2 separate regions of the Homo sapiens genome follow, and region 1 is linked to region 2. Evidence: chromatin contacts called from ENCODE Hi-C or POLR2A ChIA-PET data. All regions are on one chromosome and are shown on one strand. Each heading gives the region's core, a stretch centred on a gene start or an enhancer-like site at or near the end of the contact. The rest is flanking DNA. Distances are from core to core; before and after follow the strand shown. Region 1 holds the start of CYB5D2 (cytochrome b5 domain containing 2). Region 2 holds the start of TIMM22 (translocase of inner mitochondrial membrane 22).

Region 1 (4,824 bases), core at 1,751-4,250, 3.1 Mb before region 2:
TTGAACCCGGGAGGCAGAGGTTGCAGTAAGCCAAGATTGCGCCACCGCACTCCAGCCTGGGCTAAAGAACCAGTTTATCTCGAAAAATAAAAATAAATAAATAAAAAGGTTGGGGGCAGTGGCTCACACCTGTAATCCCAACACTTTCAGCGGCTGAATCACTTGAGCTCAGGAGTTCAAGACCGGCCTGGCCAACATGGCGAAAACCCATCTCTACAAAAAATACAAAAATTAGCTGCACGTGATGGTGCACACCTATGGTCCCCGCTACTTGGGAGGCTGAAGTGGAAGGATTGCTTGAGCTTGGGAGGCGGAGGTTGCAGTGAGCCAAGATCATGCCACTGCACGCCAGCCTGGGTGACAGAGGCAGACCCTGTCTCTAAACAACAAAAAACCCCACTGAATTGTATACGTTAAAAGGACTTTACATCACGTGAATTACATCTCAATGAGAAATAAAATACTGAATGAACGAATACGTGGACATAACTGCTTCCCAACTAGACTGTGTGGGCGGTGGGGAGCATGTTGCAGACATCTTGGATTCCACAGCCCCTGACACAAGGTAGGTAGTGGTAAATAAAGATGGTCAATGAATACCAGAACACGGGAGCTCAGTAAACAGCAGAGCACACTGAAAAATAAAAAGCACTCCAGACATCGAAGGTTTTATGCCCACACTTGTGCAAACATCCAACGACAGCTCCCACAGCACGCAGCAGGGCAGCGCAACGAAAACTGCCTTCAACTAGCAGCGACAAAACACCTTGATTCCAGTCCCAGCTCTGCTTCTAACTCACTGTGTACCCCTGAGTAAGTCCCTTCCCCTGCTGGACTATCTCAGGGGATTTGCGAGACCAACTGGACTTCATTCCTTTTCTGTCAACTTTTGTATTTCTTTAGTACTTCCTAGACAGAGGGAAGTGGCTTGTATTTTAAGTGCTAGAGGCAGCTTCCCAATTCCCCTAAGATAATGACAAGTGGAAAATGCTTATTTAATGTCAGCCTAGTAGCTGATCTTAGGCTTGCCCTGCACTTTTTTTTTCTTTTTAAATTTTGGAGGTCAGTCCCGCTGGCTGGCAAGGCAACATCTGTAAAAAAGCACTAGGCTGGCCGGGTGTGGTGGCTCACGCCTGTAATCCCAGCACTTTGGGAGGCCAAGGTGGGCGGATCATAAGGTCAGGAGATCGAGACCATCCTGGCTAACATGGTGAAACCCCGTCTCTACTAAAAATTCAACAAATTAGCCGGGCGTGGTGGTGGGCGCCTGTAGTCCCAGCTATTCGGGAGGCTGAGACAGGAGAATGGCGTGAACCCGGGAGGCAGAGCTTGCAGTGAGCCGAGATCAGGCCACTGCACTCCAGCCTGGGCGACACAGCGAGATTCCATCTTTAAAAAAAAAGCACTAGACTGGTGGTCCGAGTCCATATTCTGTCAGTATTCAGGTGTGAGGGTTTCAGGCAAATCGCATCCTTTAACCCCCTCAGCTGTAACACAGGGACACCAGCATAAACTTAATTTGACAAATGTTTCTTGAGGCCTAACATATGCACAACTTTGGTCTACGTATCAAGGACTGTAAAGGTGACTGGACCCCTTTCCTCTGCCCTAACCTTCTAAGGAAGGCAAACAGGTGCATCTTGTACTAGAAGCAGGAATGACTCAGACCAAATGTACTATATGACGGGCCATAAAGGAATAAAGTATTGATGCATGCTCATAAACCATGGATGAACCTTGAAAACACTATGCTTAGGGGTGGGGGGAAGAAAGATTATTTGGGACCAGGGCATAATGAAGAGATGGTTGGAATTATTAAGGAAACTGTGAGGGTAGGGGCGGGGCGGGATCTCGTTTATCTGTGCCCTAAGAGCCCCCACAAAAGTCCGGCACACAGCCCGTATCCTAGGGCTTCCGACGCTGGGTAATGGGTAACAAGAGACAGAAGACATGTTTCTCCAATGTAAGTCACGCAGGGCGGTGGTGGATGACAGAGCTGGCCCACAGTCCCGCCAGAGCCAGAGAGCCTAGAAGGATAGTGCATGCAGCTCGTCCCGCCCACCGCACGGGTTTGATGGATGTGGGGTGGGGATGGGGGGGGAAATAGATGAATAATGAACCAACGAACGACGCGCAGGTGGCTACTGGCTCGCGCCAGCGGAGAGAAAGGCGTGAGCAGCCTCGCTGATACCTGCGAAGCCGCTATAGTGGGACCCAGGCTCGTAGTGCCTCCGGCCGGAGGACACATCGTAGACACGGCCGAGCAACGCCAAGTACAGGCCCGGGTCCCCTGGGCCGCCGCGGTAGCGAGACAGCTCCTCCGGTATGAAAAGGCGAAAGCCAGCGCGGGGACCCCACCAGCCCATAAGCCGTGCTGCCATTACCGCTGCTGCGGCTACAGCCAGGCCCAACAAAAGCCCACGGCCTCCGCACCTCAACATCTATATAGGCCCACCCGCTCCGCACTTCCGAGGTTGCCGCCTCTATCTACAGCTAAGATGGCCGAGACGCCGAGCGTGACGTCATCGGCGCGCGCGCTCTCGCTCTCTCTCTCGCGCGCTAGTGCTCGCGCTCCCTCCCTTAGTCTCTCTCGTTTTATCTGTATTCCTGGCACTGGCGAAAAGCTCGCTGTCTGCGACTTTTTCCAGGTACTTTTTTTTTTTTTTTCTGAGACAGAGTTTTAGCTCTTGTTGTCCAGGCTGGAGTGCACTGGCGGAATCTCGGCTCACTGCAACCTCCGCCTCCCGGGTTCAAGCGATTCTCCTGCCTCAGCCTCCCAAGTAGCTGGGATTACAGGCACGCGCCCCCACGTCCGGCTAATATTTTGTATTTAGTAGAGACAGGGTTTCACCACGTTGGTCAGGCTGGTCTCGAACTCCTGACCTCAGGTGATCCACCCGTCTCGGCCTCCCAAAGTGCTGGGATTACAGGCGTGAGCCACCGCGCCTGGCCCTTCTCGTACTTCTTGGCTTGCAGGTTGTCAGCCCCAACAAAGATGGCGGCAGCGGAGGCTACGGAATGACGTAGATACTGAGACAGACTCGTCCTCTGGGAAATCAAGGTTGCACCCTTTGAGGCGGCGCTCCCCGCCTAGCTGTCGTGAGTTGGTAGAGGCCGCCTATCTACGTGACGGCGCCTTTGCGACAGCGGTCGTCGCTTGACGGCCAGGAAGCCGGAAGCCGCAGGGGCCGCCGTCGTCTCCTCCGCGTCCCCGCCCGCCAGCTGCTGTCGGAGGTTGACAGGTCGAGGCGGGGAGGCGGCGGCGGCGGCTGCAGAGCCAGGCGCCCAAGACGGAGACCCCATGGGGAACGCTCCGAGTCACAGCAGTGAAGACGAAGCGGCAGCTGCCGGTGGCGAGGGCTGGGGCCCACACCAGGACTGGGCCGCGGTCTCGGGCACGACCCCCGGCCCGGGCGTCGCGGCTCCAGCGCTACCACCCGCCGCGGCGCTGCTGGAGCCGGCCAGGCTGCGAGAGGCTGCTGCAGCGTTGCTGCCCACACCCCCCTGCGAGTCGCTGGTGTCGAGGCATCGCGGCGCGTTGTTTCGCTGGCTGGAAGAGCGGCTGGGCCGCGGCGAAGAGTCTGTCACTCTGGAGCAGTTCCGGGAGCTGCTGGAGGCTCGCGGCGCCGGCTGCTCTAGCGAGCAGTTCGAGGAGGTCAGGGCCGGCAGGCGACTGCGGGGATGGGGCAGGGCGGTCGCCCCCAGGGGACTGAAGGAAGAGGTGGGCATTTGCTTTGGAGAGGCCAGGCGGGGACCCATATGAGGTGTTTCCAGCTTTTCACCAGGCGTTTGCTTCGTTTCTCTTTAACCTATGTTAGAGGTCTGGAAAGTCTGCATCAGGCCGTCCTTGCTCTGAAGAGCTGGACAAGCCCATATGTCTCTCTCTGTATGTTGTAATGCAGACCTTTGTGCAGTTGATTGACGCTACTCTGGAGATCTTCTATCAGATTCTCGAACAGTTTGGAGAGAAAAGAGATGTAAGGATAGGAGGAGTGGCGCTGAGAACCATTTTTTGTATTGTCCTGTCCAGGTTTTTACACAGCACCTTCCCAATTCAGTGTGGGCGCCGAATAAGTGTGGAAAGACAGTAGTAACATGCTGGAAAGGCTCACATTCTAAAACCTATCCTCCTCATGCAAAAACTAGCTTTTCTAAAATACATACTGGTTTGTAGATCCTTAAAGAACCATATATTAGACTCATTTAAACCTTCATAGGATCCGAAACTGATAGGCAAATACCAGGTTTCCTGTGAATACTTGTAATTATGCAGTTCTTCATATAATCACCAAGATCATGTCTGCTAAGTCATTAAGAGAGCAAATTGATTTGGCAACAAAATATTTTCCTTGGAAGGCATTTTGGGAGTTTATTTACTGGGCGCTTCACTTCGAGTTAAGAAGACTGATCCAGGGTTACCCAGTGAATCATTAGTAAAACAGACTATCAACTAGATCTCTTGCTTTTTTTTTTTTTCTTTCTTTCAACTTTTATTTTAAATTCAGGCGTACATGTGCAGGATTTGGATTTGCAGATGTATTACATAGGTAAACGTGTGCCATGGTGGTTTACTCCACACAGCATCCCATCACCCAGGTATTAAGCCCAGCATCCATTAGGTATTCTTCCTGATGCTCTCTCTCCCTCCACCCGCACCCTATTTTTTGTTTTTAATGTCTCACTACCTCCTTCCTGGGATCCTATTTCTTTTAACACCACGGTATGACCAAAAAGGTACTTATTTTGTGAAAATGAGTTAGCCAGTCATGTAGAATCTTCAGTGGCCACGAAGGGTGTGTACATAAAGCAGTAAACCAGCGGGTA
Region 2 (4,777 bases), core at 2,047-4,546:
AAAGTCAAGTCACCAAGGCCCTCCACCACGCTCTGAATGGACATGCCAACGGGGAGAAGAGGCAGCAAATTGGTTTTCTTTTTTTTTTTTTTTTTGCAGCTGATAATCTAATATTTCTAGAATATCTGTACTTAGCATTCAATGGGTAGAAATCAGAATCCCCAAGGGCAGAAAGATATTACCATTATAATTTATATCTAAAATTAAAAGACAATTGTCTAGAATTACTGAGAAAAATGTTGGCCACACGTGGTGGCTCATGCCTGTAATCCCAGCACTTTGGGAGGCTGAGGCAGGCAGATCACGAGGTCAGGAGTTCGAGACCAGGTGAAATTGATCTCTACTAAAAAAATAAAAATTAGCTGAGCATGGTGGCGGGTGCCTGTAATCCCAGCTACCTGGGAAGCTGAGGCAGGGGAATCGCTTGAACCCAGGAGGTGGAGGTTGCAGTGAGCTGACATCGTGCCACTGCACTCCAGCCTGGGCGACAGAGTGAGATTCGGTCTCTTTAAAAAAAAAAAAGTTGTTACAACGGACGGGGGTGCTACTTGCATCTCGTGGGTAGAGGCCAGGGATACTGCTCAACGTCTTAGAATGCACAAAACAGACCCAATCCCGACAAAGATTCGTCTGGTCGAAATGTCAGTAGTGCCAACGATGGGAAACCCTCATCTAGATCCTACAAGTTTCCAAAACCGAGTTACCACAGAAACAAACATGATTTATTTGTCAGAGGGAAGAAGATCAAGTGTCCCTGGAACACTCGTGTGTTTGGAAATGACAACCTCAGCACGTTGTCCAAGGCCACAAAGAAAAAGCATTCGAGAGCCGTTTACTAACCTCTGAAACCAATAGCTCCTCCCGTGATGCAGCCACTGATGACACTGTTCTTCCAGTCTGATGTTCCCCGGTACTGTGGGCAGGGAAGTACACGTTAGAGCCAAAGAAACAAGCCAAGGCAGACCATTAAGGAGGAATACACAGGGTTGCTCGTTAGCTCATTCAGTCCCTACCCAAAGGAAACCTAATCTTTCTTGAAAATATAGTTCCTAAGTATACAGCGTGTATATATATATATATATATATATATATATATATATAGTATGCGTTCATAGATGCTTCCTGCAGGTGGCACCAGAGTGCTGAAACCAAGCCCAGCATTTGGAATGTAATCAAAATTTCTTCAAGGGGCTCTCCAATAAGTCTCGTTTAAAATCATTAGCTAACTTCTAGCCTACAAAAAGTAAAAAATAATGCAAGCCCATACTGTAAACACACACAAAGTCTGCCACAGGGACTATTTTATGGAAGTTCAACCTAGAATGTATCTGATGCTTCTGATTTGCTTTCTAGTAACAACTTTCAAATGACTTTTAAAGAGCAATTTCTCTTTAAAAGTAATGAAATGGTGGCCCCAGCAAGGATTTCTTAGAAGGCAGAGACACTTACAGATTCTATCAAACACTCAGTACAAGAAAACATGGCTCCCACAATGGCGAAATTTTTGGCATAGGACATTCCTCTCTGCCCCATGTCTTTCAGCACTTCTTTTGCAGTCGGTGTACGGTAAGGATCCTTAGGGTCAAAGCCCACGTTGGTATCGATGCCAGCGGTAAACACCCCAAATGCACCTCCTAAGACAAATCCTAGAAGCAAACACAGAGATGAAGGTGTCTTTGGCATGTTTTCTGCATTACTCTATTGGGATCATCCTGGAAGGGACCATGCTTTTGGATGACCACCGGTGCAGAGGACACCCCCCTCTTGCCACTCAAACTCTCCACTTGCCTGGAGACTTGCAATCCAGGGTCTATGTTACTGACATCATCTTCTCCGTCTCTAAGATTTCTTCCTCCTGTCATTCCCTAACATTTCTCAAGATTCCATCTTTAACCCTCTATTCTCTCTACATTCTCTCATATGTAAACCAGCCACCCTCAACTTCAGCTATCAACTTTGCAAATCACTCTCTTGGCCACTGTGACATTCACAGTAATGCTTTACTGAGCACATGCCAGTATGCCACAGCCTCATTCATTCTTCACAATAATCCAGTGAGACAGATGCTATTAGCCTCTCCTTTCTATAAACTGAGGCTCAGAGAGGTTAAGCAACTTCTCCCAAGGCCACACAGCTACCTAATGGCAAATCCCACACTGCTGCCACATCTGTCCTTCCTGAGCCGGCTGGACATGTCCAGATGGATGCCCTCTCATGACCTCATGGTCAATATGAGTTTAATAAAATCATGGGCACCTCCCCTTCAACTTAAGGGAAAAACAGAAGGACAAGTGCAGACTTCGTCTCTCCTTGCTCGGGGCTGTCTAGTCACAATGGTCTTTCAGTTTTTCAAACCTCAAACAACTGCTGCCCTAGAGTCGTCTGCATGTGCATTTCCATATGTCTGCATCCTTCCTCTGCAGTGTTCCTGCTCAACATTCTTCTCCACATAGTATAATACAGGCCCCATGAAGACCAGGCTCTTGTCTCTTTCACCTGGCACGTGATATTGCTTAGGAACAATTTGTTGAAAGAATTATTTAAGAGAATGAATTTAAGGGAATGAACGGATGAATGAAGTCACCCACGTAATAACTTTTTGTTGTTGTTTTTGAGACGGAGTCTCGCTCTGTCGCCCAGGCTGGAGAGCAGTGGCACATCTCGGCTCACTGCAAGCTCCGCCTCCTGGGTTCAAGCGATTCTCCTGCCTCAACCTCCCGAATAGCTGGGACTACAGGCGCCCACCACCACGTCCAGCTAATTTTTTGTATTTTTAGTAGAGACGGGGTTTCACCGTGTTAGCCAGGATGTCATGTAATAACTTTCAGGCCCCAACCACAGCACCGATTCTCTAACCCAATTTTCATCAGGAAAGCCGGCCTGAGGGGGCAGGAGAGGTGACGCCCGATTCACGAACGAGGCGAGGGTGTGGTCAAGGTCAAGGCCCGCAGTCCCTCGCCTCCCAGGCGCGTGGTCTTCTCGGCAGAGATCCCCACTGCCGTCCAGGCCCTCAGCCTCCCAAGGGTCCCATCGCCCGGCCTCACCTCCCACGCAGGCCAGCGCAGCCTTGAAAGCGCAGCTTTCCATCGCCTTCTCGATCATCTTCTGCTCCTCACTCTTGGCTGGACTTGGGATCCCGCCCAGGCTCCCAGGCTCCAGGAGCCGGGGCTGACGCTTGTCACCCACCAGGTACTGCAGGAGCAGGCTGTACTGCAGCGGAGCTTCGGCGGAACCCGCTGTCTCAGGGGCCGAGCCTCCGGCATTGGGGGCGGCCGCCGCCATGACAGTCGCTGCCCAAGCAACCCTCGCGTCCTTCTCCCCGCAGCAGATTCGACAAGCGTCACGTTGCGGGCCCTGAGACTAGCCACTGTGATGCAACGGCAGATTCGCCGCAGGAGGAAGCCGCGGCCGCAACGCTCCTGGTGCGCACACCAGCGAGACCGCTATCATGTTTCCAAAAAGAAAGCCTCTTGTGAAAATGGAATTGGGCTTGGACAGCTTTCCCCATGTCACAGACAAACGAGATTCAGATTCACCAGAAAGCGCCCTCACGGTCGGGGCTGCAGCGCGGTGAGTACCGGGATTTGTAGTTCTAATCCGACACCCAACTACATTTCCCAGGAAGCGTTGCGCGTGCTCTCGCGCCTCGGCCCCGCGCGGGGCTCTTACGAGCTCCTGAGGGGAGCGAGGAGTGGCCGCGCGCTCCGGGGCTGCCGTGCTCCGGATCGCCGGGAGGGGACGCGCGAGCATTGTCGCTGCCCTTTCCACCTCGTGCTGTCATCGGGCGGTGAGGCGTTAAATCCCGTGGTCCCGGAAGGTGCGGTGAGAGGTGGATGCTTTGTAGATAAGCGTGAACTTGTGCTGTAAATGCACGGACCGGGCGCGGGGGCTCACGCCTGTCATCCAGCACTGTGGGAGGCCGAGGCCGGTGGATCACGAGGTCAGGAGTTCGAGACCAGTCTGACAAACATGGTGAAACCCCATCTCTACTAAAAATTAAAAAAATAAAAAATAAAAAAATTAGCTGGGCATGGTGGTGCACGCCTGTATTCTCAGCTACTTAGGAGGCTGAAGCAGGAAACCCCGTCTCTACTAAAAATATAAAAATTAGCCAGGTGGCGGCAGGCGCCTGTAATCTCAGTTACTCGGGAGGCTGAGACAGGAGAATCTCTTAAACCCGGGAGGTGGAGGTTGCAGTGAGCCAAGATCGCACCATCGCACTCCAGCCTGGGCGACAAGAGCAAGACTCCGTCTCAAAAAAAAAAAAAAAAAAAAAAAAATCCTAACTGACAGCATTTGCTGACTTGTGTGGTGTTAATATCCCCATCATGGCTGATTTCAAACTACCAAGCGAGGTCATCAGTCAGAATTGGGAAGACGTACAGCAGCATGTGGTTACATGGTGTTTCTATCACACAGATACAATCTATGGAAATAACCTCAACAGCATAGATAGGAGTACAGTGTAGTAAAATTTTTAGGAGGGGATGAGTTTTGAGCACATATTACCTATTTTTAGTGTAATTTATTATAAATGTATAGAATGTAATTTTTAATAATAACTGTGCTTAACAACCAGCTCAAAAACTCCTGATAATTTGTTGCCTTACTTTTTAAAATTACTCTTTTGAGACAGAGTCTTGCTCTGTCACCCAGGTTGGAGTGCAGTGGTGCAATCTCCGCTCACTGCAACCTGCACCTCCCGGGTTTGAGCGATTCTCCTGCCTCAGCCTCCCGACTAGCTGGGATTACAGGCACATGCCACCATGCCCGGCTA

The links. Hi-C counts contacts between places; a loop is a spot of excess contacts on that map. ChIA-PET counts read pairs that join two places held with the same protein, here RNA polymerase II (POLR2A). Pooled maps may share reads with other maps.
Region 1: a loop to region 2 is called in a map of ascending aorta, with 9 times the contacts of the local background. The contact joins the promoter of CYB5D2 here to the promoter of TIMM22 in region 2. A Hi-C loop is called at or near these places in 1 of 168 maps with a recorded cell type or tissue (ascending aorta) and 7 of 50 pooled maps. POLR2A ChIA-PET finds 5 or more read pairs at or near these places in 1 of 52 experiments (activated B cell).

Annotation. Positions count from the first base shown.
Region 1 is chr17:4,141,373-4,146,196 of GRCh38, reverse strand. CYB5D2 (cytochrome b5 domain containing 2) reads right to left here and starts at 3,000. Exons shown (of 4, transcript NM_144611.4): 1 at 2,192-3,000. The coding sequence starts at 2,441. ZZEF1 (zinc finger ZZ-type and EF-hand domain containing 1) reads left to right here and starts at 3,167. Exons shown (of 55, transcript NM_015113.4): 1 at 3,167-3,655. The coding sequence starts at 3,302. RefSeq lists enhancers at 2,152-2,731, 2,302-2,854, 2,882-3,191, 2,855-3,406 and a silencer at 3,272-3,441.
Region 2 is chr17:995,648-1,000,424 of GRCh38, reverse strand. It overlaps TIMM22 (translocase of inner mitochondrial membrane 22), which reads right to left and starts at 3,296. Exons shown (of 4, transcript NM_013337.4): 1 at 3,045-3,296; 2 at 1,450-1,646; 3 at 841-913. The coding sequence starts at 3,282. RefSeq lists an enhancer at 2,583-3,274.